Linked DNA regions of Homo sapiens: all the other regions are linked to region 1. Evidence: chromatin contacts called from ENCODE Hi-C or POLR2A ChIA-PET data. All regions are on one chromosome and are shown on one strand. Each heading gives the region's core, a stretch centred on a gene start or an enhancer-like site at or near the end of the contact. The rest is flanking DNA. Distances are from core to core; before and after follow the strand shown. Region 1 holds the start of UBE2QL1 (ubiquitin conjugating enzyme E2 QL1). Region 2 holds the start of TENT4A (terminal nucleotidyltransferase 4A). Region 3 overlaps TENT4A (terminal nucleotidyltransferase 4A).

Region 1 (3,630 bases), core at 581-3,080:
CTTTCCTGGAGAACTCGGACGCTCCTCAAGTTCAAAGCCAAACCACCAGCAGCAGCGGCAGCAAGGTTTACAATCCTAAACCATGCAGGCTTCCGGCGTAATCTCTCCTGTACTTCGCCACCACTACAGCCTCACCGCTGGACAGCTCGGCCGCACACACACACCACACACACCACACACATCACACACTCACAGACACACCACACACTCACACACTCACACACACACCACACATCACACACTCACAGACACACCACACACTCACACACTCACCACACACCGCACACACACACACACACACACCACACACCGTACACACACCACACACCACACACACACTCACACACTCACACACACCACACACCGCACACACACACCACACACCACACACACTCACACACCACACACCACACACACTCACACACCACACACCACACACACTCACACACCACACACCACACACACTCACACACCACACACATCACACACAGACACACCACACACACACTGCACACACACACCACACACCACACACATCACACACACACCACAAACATTACACTCATACCACACACATCACACACACATCACACACACCGCACACACGCACACACTACACACATTCCCACACACTCATACACCACACACACCCTCACACACACACCACAAACACACCACACACACACCACATCAGTCACACACCACACACACACAAACACCACACACACGCACACACTACACACACACCACACACTCATACACCACGCTCACACACCCCCACACACACCACACATATCATGCATTCACACACCACACACAAGCACACACATGCACACACACTACACACACACCACACACTCATACACCACACACACGACACATACCACACACACCACACATTCACACACTACACACTCATACACTATGCTCACATACACCATGCAAACACCACACACACCACACACCACACTCAGACACCACACATTCACACAAAGCACACACACCACGCTCACACACAACACACCACACACACCACACACTACACACAATTACACACACTACTCACACACACCACACACACACCACACACACACACCACACACATCACCCTCACACCACACACAAAACACCCTCACACACTCACACATCACTCTCACACACACCATACACACATTACATACACAGCACACACACACCACACCCTCACACCACATCCCAGTCACACACCACACACTCACACACTAACACCACATACACGCACACACATATCACACACTCATACACCACGCTCACACACCCCACACACACACCACACATATCACACATTCACACATCACACAAGCACACACATGCACACACACCACACACTCATACACCATACTCACACCCCACACACACCACACACACATCACACATTCACACACGACACACTCATACACTATGCTCACACACACCATGCAAACACCACACACTACACACACTACACTCACACACACACCACACCACACTCACACCATACATACATACACACCACACACCACACTCACACATCACATGCACACACACCACGCTCGCACACACACACCACACAGTGGCAGCAGCAGCAGCACCCCGGGGGCGCGGGCGACGCCAGCCCGGGACCCGGCAAGGGAAAGGGCAAGCGCGCGGCGGAGCTGGCCCCGCGCGACAAGGCGCCGGCGGCTGCGGCGGCGGCGGCGGCGGCTGCGGCGGGGGCCGGGGGCCCCCGCGAGAGGGCAGCGGGCGCCAGGGCGGGGCCGGGCCCGGCGGTGGCGGCGGCGGCGGGCGGCAGCCTGGTCCCCGCGGCGCGCCAGCAACACTGCACGCAGGTGCGCAGCCGGCGGCTCATGAAGGAGCTGCAGGACATCGCGCGCCTTAGCGACCGCTTCATCTCCGTGGAGCTGGTGGACGAGAGCCTGTTCGACTGGAACGTGAAGCTGCACCAGGTGGACAAGGACTCGGTGCTGTGGCAGGACATGAAGGAGACCAACACCGAGTTCATCCTGCTCAACCTCACCTTCCCCGACAACTTCCCCTTCTCGCCGCCCTTCATGCGGGTGCTCAGCCCGCGCCTGGAGAACGGCTACGTGCTGGACGGCGGCGCCATCTGCATGGAGCTGCTCACGCCGCGCGGCTGGTCCAGCGCCTACACCGTGGAGGCCGTCATGCGCCAGTTCGCAGCCAGCCTGGTCAAGGGCCAGGTAAGGCGAGCGCGCCGGGGCTGGGGGCGCGGGGCCGAGATCGGGTCTGCAGCGCCGCCGGGCGCCCGGGCCCCGTGGTGAGGGCCAGCGCCGGCCCCTCCGGCCATCTCGCTCCCTGCTCTGACTACACCAGCGCCCCACGGGGATGCTCCGAGCGCCTCCACCTCTTTTCCCTGAGCGTTTTCTTCCTGCCCCTGCTTTCCGTCCCGTCTCTCCCGTCCCCGTCTGGTCTCAGTCTCTGCCCGTCTCTCTGGTATCGGTCTCTGCCGTCTCTCTGGTCTCTCTAGCTTGCTCATTCTCTCCTCATCCCTTCATAGTTCTCTTCCATCCCTCTTCCTTAGCCTCCCTCTCCCATACCCTCCTCTCCCTTTCCTCCTGGACTCTTTCTCCTCTCACCCCTTTCTCTGTCCCCCCATCTATTCCCACCCCCGTTCCTTTTTCATTTTTTCCTTCTCCACCCTCCCTGGCTCCCCTACTCTTCTTTCCCCTCCGTCTCACCTTTTCTCGCCCCTCTCTTGTCTGCTCCTCAATCTCCTGTCCCTATAATCTCTATGAAGGTGAGAACTTTTTCTGGACCTCAGGATTTAAGTGTCCAACCTAGCTGATCTCCCACCTCCCCAACCCCCCCCACACACACACACACAAGGCTCCTCCGCAGGGGACTCGGGTGGGAGATCTGCAGGTGGGTGCCGTGGGGAGGGACAGCTGCCTGCTTGTAAATCCGCCCCCTGCCTTCTTCTGGGCTGCCTCTCCTGGAAAGGTGGAAATTTTGCTCTTGGGAACTCACTCTAGAGAGGCGGCGGTGTGGTTTGGGCATTCCCTTAAGAGACAAGACCAGACCCCCCCCCCCCACGGCAATGCCTGTTTTCCCCTCAGAGCACCCCCTTCCTTCCCCGAACCCCTTAGGACCACCACCTCTGGGGTAGACGTTCCAGGTCTTGGTCTCTTTCAGACCTGCTTCTTTTTCTTCATCCCCTTACCTCACTGCCCCAAGCAGTTAAATCCTTTATCAGGGCTAAAGATTTTAACGAAATACGAAACGAAGGGCCAAACAGTTCTCCTGAGCCTTCTCACCTATTGCATCAGATGGCAGCTTTACGCAAAGAAACCCCAAAGTACTTGAGAGCAGGGTGAGTGCGTGATGGTGTTATCTGCTCGAATTATATGCTGTCGACTGCGGTTGAGTTCTCTGGTGTTTTCCTGAATCAATATTAAGCATTACTTAAGAAAATTACATTGCTGTGTGGGCATCTTTTAGATTTATGAAAAAATCATCGTTTTCTTTAAAAGACCCCAAATGACCTCGGCTTGATCTTTCTACAGGCGGCCTATCAGAAGCCATCACTTCTTCCCTGCCTGGCACTTTCACTGCAGGCTCTTTCACACTAATCAAATAATGCTTGTTCTGCCA
Region 2 (3,290 bases), core at 20-2,519, 260 kb after region 1:
ACTCATCTGTGCTGGAGACGAGGGGGTAGCATTTACAACACGCCTGTACGAAGGCCAGGTCCCGTTCTACTTAAAAGGCTTGGAGCCCGGGCGCCACTGGGCTAAGGCAGCTTCAGGGCCCTGGCCCGGGAGTGCATTTGCGGGGACTCCGCCTGAAGACAGGGCGGCAGCCGCGGGGCCTCACGTCGCCCAGGCTCGCGGGGCACCGCGATGATCAACGACACTGGCGTTTGCTTTGGACCTCACAGGATGTGTGGTTGGCGCTGTATTCCAAACAGTGCCACTGTCAACCCGGCTTCCATCGCGCTCGGGACACCGGGATGGCAAACGGCAGGCTGTGGATGGCGGGCGGTTTCCCACTGACTCCTGCCCGCTCGGTGCAGCTGGAAAAACCGAAGCCGGGGGCCGGACGCGCCGCCCACCAGCCGTTCCTCGGCTAGCACTGCCCATTTTGCCCAGGGAATTAACTTGGAAGTTTTCACTTCACTTTTCGCATAGAAAATCATTTTAAAAAGCAAACCAAACGCCTGTAAGCAGACCCGCTAGGGAGCAGGACTCTGCCGCGTGTCCTTCCCGGCTCCGGAGCGGCGGAGCCAGCCACCCGGCACGGCACGCTGGCCGCTCACCCCGCGAGGTGCAGGGAGCACGTGGGCCGACGCGCGGACCCCAGAGAGCGCAGCGTGACCTGCTGCACGGACCCTCGGATGAGAGACCTGGGGCGGGATCTGCGACCGGGGCCCGCCCTTACGTCAGGAGGGAGGGCCGGCCGGCGGGGGAAGCGCCTGCGGTGGCGTCCGCTGCCCCCGCCCGGCTGCTCGGAAACTTCCACCGGCGGCGGTGACGGCCACGCTGCCCTGCGCACGCGCAGCGCGGCTCAGGCGGCAGCCCGGTGACACCGGCCCTAGCGCGCATGTCTGCACGCCGGGGTCTGCGCGCCGCGGCGGGCCGAGGGCGGCGTGCGGGCCTTCCAGCCGCTGCCTATTCCACCCAACGCCGGCCTAGTCAGTAATGGCTCAACGCCACCGCCTCTCCCTCCAGCCCCTCCCAGTCGCGTAGCTTCTGACGCCGTCCTCACCCCGCCCGCGGCCGACGGGGCCCCAACGCGCAGGCGCGGTAACCACGGCGGCAGTGTCTAGTGAGGATTTGAAATCGGTCGCGCGTGCGCACCGGCGACACGGCCCGGCGACCGAGGCCGCGCTTCCTCCTGCCGCCCCCGTCCCCGCCCCCTCCCCCGCCCCTCATTGGAGCGGACGCGGCGGCGGCCCCCTCCTTCCCCCGCGCTGTCGCCGCCGAGAGTGTCTTTTCACCGCCGCCGCCGCCGCCGCCGCAGGAGCGCCGAGCCAGCGGCGCGAGCGTGACTGAGGGCTAGCCGCACGGGCGGCGGCGCCTCCCGCGGGTCCTTCAGCCGCTCGGCGCCTGGGCCCGCCCCCTCGGCCCCGCCGCCCGCCCTTCTCCGATGGCCTCTCCCCGCGGCCCGAGTGGAACGCCGCCGCCGCCGCGGCCCCCGCGCCCGCCCCGCGCCGCGTGAAGCGGGAGCCCGGAGACCGCAGCCGCCCGCTGGGACGCGCCAAGCGCCGGAGCCGCCCGCCGCGGCCTGCCGGGGCCCATCACCGCCGCCGCCGCCCCACGCCGGAGCCCGACGGGAGCGCGGCTAGAGCAGGAGGCCGGGGCTCGGCCCGCCCGCCGCCGCCGCCGCCGCCGCCGCCACCGGCCCAGGCCCGTCCGTCCGTCCGTGCGCGCGCGGCCGGGCCTCGGGGCGCGGCGGGGGCGGGGCCGCGTCGGGGCGGGCGGGCGCGCGGGCCCCGCGGGGGCGGCGCGTGGATGGATCCGCGCGTGGCCTGGATCCAGCCCGAGCAGAAGGGGCCGGCCAATGCCCTGTGGATGCAGATCTGGGAGACCTCGCAGGGCGTGGGCCGCGGCGGCTCGGGCTTCGCGTCCTATTTCTGCCTCAACTCGCCGGCGCTGGACACGGCGGCCGCGGCGGGGGCGGCCGGGCGGGGCAGTGGCGGCCTGGGCCCCGCGCTGCCCGCCGCGTCGCCCCCGCCGCCCGGCCCCACCGCGCCCGCCGCGCTGCCCCCCGCGCTGCTGACGGCGCTGGGGCCCGCGGCCGAGGGCGCGCGGCGCTTGCACAAGTCGCCGTCGCTGTCGTCCTCGTCGTCGTCCTCCTCGTCCAACGCGGAGTCGGGCACCGAGAGCCCCGGCTGCTCGTCGTCGTCCTCCAGCAGCGCCTCGCTGGGCCGGCCGGGCGGCGGCCGCGGCGGCGCCTTCTTCAACTTCGCCGACGGCGCGCCCAGCGCCCCTGGCACAGCCAACGGGCACCCCGGGCCGCGCGGCCCCGCGCCCGCCGGCTCCCCGTCGCAGCACCAGTTCCACCCGGGTCGCCGGAAACGCGAGAACAAGGCCAGCACCTACGGCCTCAACTACCTGCTGTCCGGCAGCCGCGCGGCCGCTCTCAGCGGAGGGGGCGGCCCCGGGGCCCAGGCGCCGCGGCCCGGCACCCCGTGGAAGAGCCGCGCGTACAGCCCGGGCATCCAGGGGTGAGTGCGCGGGGAGGCCGCGGGGGCGGGGGCGGGGCCCATGGTCCTGGCCGGCGCCCGCGGTGCAGACACCCGTCCCAGGCGCCCGGGCTTTTGGAGGATGGATGTTGAAGGCTAAGGCCAAGGCCCGACTCTGCACTGAAAGTTTTTTTTTTAAACATCAGACTCATTTATCGTGGAGTGACTTGCCCAGATCCTACAAGTAACAGTCCAAGAAAAGGGGCTGCTGGGTAGGACCTGCAGGTATTTGTCTTTTTTACTCTTGAGATTGGAACGGGAAATCGACTCTCTACCCCTCCACCCCGCCTCCGGGCAAGTGAGGAACCCCTTGTCAAAGTGGGGCGTAGATAAGTGTGGAGTTTCACGTAAGTTAAGTTGCAGAATAATTTAGCATTGCCAGGAACTCGAATCACGTCGAAGGTAAATATTAACCTTTTTAATTTCATTTTTTAAAAAAATTTAACTGTCAACTTAGAGGTGATTCATTTTTTGGGGGGTGTTGTGTCCTTTAATTTTGTGCTGCAATTACCATAAGCATCGCCTATGGTTTATAAACATTGGCTTAATTCAAAGAAAAAACCAGATTTGTCATATATGTCTATTCTTTGGAAGGTGCCATTTTTATTTTAAATATTTCTACATCCGCCTAGAGGGAATTAGAGGCTCTACTTAAATTTAGTGCACTTACAGACGGCAAGGAATGAAACGAAAGGTGGTGTGTGTTTCGGGGTTGGAATTGTCCCAGGTGAGGCT
Region 3 (3,251 bases), core at 67-2,566, 300 kb after region 1:
AGTTTTTACAGGTGGAATTAGCTCATACAGCCTAATTTTAATGGCCATTAGCTTTCTACAGGTATGTATGCTTTCTTGAGACTGTTTCTGTTGAGACATGTGTAAGAGTAGACTCTTCCAACCAGTTGCCTAGTGGGTTCCAGCAGCCTTTGCTCTCCTTTTACTGTATTGTTTCAATTTGGTAGAGGCTGATTTCTGATTCTTACAATCAAACCCTCTTGATTAATGCACCTTTCTGGATGCTCATTTTGTACTGGGTGTAACTGTTGGTGCAGGGGTGCCCGTCTGGTTCTGTGAGTCCAGTGCACATCAGTCCAAGCTCAGGGAATTCTCTGTATTCAGAAATGTCCATTTCATGGTAAACAATAAACATTTCTTGGTGCTTGTCTGTGATTTATATTGAAAAAAATTTGTCTCAGAATAAAGTTGAGTACCACATATGAGAAAAGGATTTACAAGAGAGCTTTCTCAGACTGATGAAACATCATTATTTTGTCTTAAATTATATGTGGTCCTTATTTTGCTGAGTAACATGGAAAATCTATCAATAGAAAACCTACGTGTTTTAAAAAGTATTGTTAAATGCTGTGATGTATTGATAAACTGTAATTATACTTTTTAAACATATAAAATCATCTCTAATTGGAACAGTAATTATTCCGTTTATATTTTCTTGAGTGAAGAATTCTGTCCTTTACAAAATCTTGCCTATATAATTTAGCCGCACGGCTGTATTTCTCCAGTGTTTACCATTAATTTGGTCTTTGTGATTGTGCTGAGATTACCGAATCTGTCCATGATTTGGTAATGTTCTCACTGTCATGAATGCTATGATAGTAGAATCACTGGGTAACTACCTGTGATGATCGCAGCTTCCTTGGTCTGTCTCTGCCAAGATGCTTTAAAAGTAGTGAAAATGGAATTCCATGTCTGTTTTCTTACAGTTCTAGTCACACTGTCCTGTCTTCACTTTCCCCTCTGAGATGTGGCCCTTATATATAGCCTTTCTTCCATAGTTTTTGGACATTATTTTGAATTAAACATGGGCCTCTGTTCTTTACTGATATACTCCTGACTTGCACTATTTTCATGGCCTTGTAGTAACAACAGCTACTTAATACTTTGATCATGCATGTGCCATGTGCCAGGCCTGGGTCCAGGGCCTCCTCCACCCCCTCAGGGGGTCCTTTCAGTGATCCTGTGACCCCACAGGAGGCCACCACAGCATGAGTGGGATTCCTGTGTTCACTGCCACATCCCTGTGCCTTGTCCAGTGCCCAGAGCTTGTCCTGCCTCAGCGGTGTGACTGTGGCAGCATCTGAGTTTCTTGACTAAGTGAGGGGAGGAGGCCCACCCTGGCACCGGCCAGGCTCTTGGATATGTGATTTTGGCTAAAAGACAAGGAATAAGGAAGGGAATAAAGGTCAGGCCAGAATCGGAATCCTCCTCTTGTGTGGTGGAAATATGCAGAGAACTCCGGAATTCTTCTGAACCCTAAAAACATTTGTATGCTTTCTAGCTGCAGCTCCTCCTGGCACTCTGTGTTATAAATAGTTTCAAGCACCGTGCTTCTCTGAGGGCTTTCTCTCATGTGCCCTCGTCCATCCCTTTCGAGTTGGCACTGTCCGATAGAATTCTGTGATGGTGATGGCCACTTCTGCATGGTCCGGCAAGGGGCAGGGCGCCACATGTGGCTACTGAGTATTGCAGTGTGGCTGGTGAGAGCAACAAGCTGGATTTTTAATTAATTTGTTTTAATTCATTTAAATAGACATGTGGGCAATGCAGGTCTGGACAGCTGAGAATTATGACCCTCAGGAGGTGTGGTGGACAGTGGTTTACTTCCGAACAAGCCCAGTGCCTGCTTTTGAAGACGATATGGCACTGAACTGAGAGTGGTGCTCATCTGTGTGACAAGCAGGATGGAAGCTTGCTATAAATATTGTGATATAATGCTAATGACCTTTACACAGCTAAAATCAATCCTTTCACTTTTCCGGTTTTATGTGATACTGCCATACTAGTCAGTCTAACACTGACCCCTGTTGGTTGTGCTTCAGCATAACGAAATTAGGATGACGAGAATCTGAAATTACATCTACCATCCAGGTGACTAAGTTATGCAGAATATAGTCCAACTTATTTGCCCATATTTGGTTAATCAGATATCTGTGTTTGCAGGAAGTTTGCTGTATGGATTACCAATTTCAAAAATCAAACTACACTAAAATTCAGATGAGTCCGTTGTGTTCCTTTTGAACACTCCTCGTTGAAGAGGCTGCTGTTCAGGCTTCCTCGTGGTGCTGGTGAGTGAGCGAGTGCCACTCACTGGTATTGCCTTGAAGAGGCTGCTGGACAGCAGACTTCGTCGCGTGCTATTTTCTTTAGAACATGCCATGAATCCATACAAATTGTGGGTGCATTGCTTTTACAGTTGCATCCAAGAATTGATGCCCGGAGAGCTGATGAAAACCTTGGAATGCTTCTTGTAGAATTTTTTGAACTCTATGGGAGAAATTTTAATTACTTGAAAACCGGTATTAGAATCAAAGAAGGAGGTGCCTATATCGCCAAAGAGGAGATCATGAAAGCCATGACCAGCGGGTACAGACCGTCGATGCTGTGCATTGAGGACCCCCTGCTGCCAGGTAAGGGCGCCCTGATCTCCACTGCTGAGAGCTGGGCCAGCCTCGGGGACGTGCTGGTGACAGGGCCTGTGTTGGGGCTCTGAGAGCCCCGGGCAGTTCATTTGCTCTTGATGCAGGTTTCTCTTATACTAACCAGTTAATAATCACACTTTGAGAAATCCTTATTTAATGCTTCTAATTAACTTTTGTCTTTCTAACTGTTTACATTCTATAATAAAGAAGAATTAAGGAAAATCTTTTCTTTTTCTGATTATTGAAGTATAACATATCCACCCTAAACCATTTGTTTCTCTGAAGTATGTAATATAGAAAAACCATGGATGCCATAATCCCCTTTTATTTGGACATGTATTTCTCCACTTTTTCCCTATATGGATATTAATGTTTATTATTGTTATCTTGTTGAACACATCCCACAACGCAAACACGTTTGTCACTTGGCTTTTGACTTAACGCTTACCCTTGACCCTTTCCTATGTGTGTAGGTTGTGTTTTGTCGTGAGGATTGCCGCATTGAAGAGTCTAAGGCTGGGCTAGAGGTTTCCCGGTTTTATTCCCATTGGCGTATTCAGGGGTATTTATGTCCTCATTCCTTTGGTGACA

The links. A loop is a pair of places that touch in the nucleus more often than their neighbours do. ChIA-PET counts read pairs that join two places held with the same protein, here RNA polymerase II (POLR2A). Pooled maps may share reads with other maps.
Region 2: a map of tibial artery shows a loop between it and region 1 (2.9-fold over the local background). The contact joins the promoter of TENT4A here to the promoter of UBE2QL1 in region 1. A Hi-C loop is called at or near these places in 9 of 168 maps with a recorded cell type or tissue (Right ventricle myocardium inferior, aorta, ascending aorta and 6 more) and 13 of 50 pooled maps.
Region 3: a loop to region 1 is called in a map of psoas muscle, with 3 times the contacts of the local background. The contact joins the enhancer-like site here to the promoter of UBE2QL1 in region 1. A Hi-C loop is called at or near these places in 2 of 168 maps with a recorded cell type or tissue (heart left ventricle and psoas muscle) and 17 of 50 pooled maps. POLR2A ChIA-PET finds 5 or more read pairs at or near these places in 2 of 52 experiments (PC-9 and WTC11).

What each region holds. Positions count from the first base shown.
Region 1 is chr5:6,447,029-6,450,658 of GRCh38, forward strand. UBE2QL1 (ubiquitin conjugating enzyme E2 QL1) reads left to right here and starts at 1,831. Exons shown (of 2, transcript NM_001145161.3): 1 at 1,831-2,219. The coding sequence starts at 1,866. LOC105374639 (a long non-coding RNA gene) reads left to right here and starts at 2,309. Exons shown (of 2, transcript XR_007058679.1): 1 at 2,309-3,630. RefSeq lists a silencer at 1,794-1,863.
Region 2 is chr5:6,712,163-6,715,452 of GRCh38, forward strand. TENT4A (terminal nucleotidyltransferase 4A) reads left to right here and starts at 1,270. Exons shown (of 13, transcript NM_006999.6): 1 at 1,270-2,537. The coding sequence starts at 1,822. RefSeq lists an enhancer at 359-418 and silencers at 589-1,028, 1,139-1,508, 1,809-1,878, 2,249-2,638.
Region 3 is chr5:6,743,780-6,747,030 of GRCh38, forward strand. TENT4A (terminal nucleotidyltransferase 4A) reads left to right here. Exons shown (of 13, transcript NM_006999.6): 6 at 1-61; 7 at 2,435-2,648. Among named protein-coding and RNA genes, the nearest start is that of TENT4A, 32 kb to the left of the region's middle. Within about 2 kb of position 1,317, at least 2 of the 41 ENCODE cell types and tissues checked have a DNase peak (open chromatin) inside an H3K27ac peak, as active enhancers do.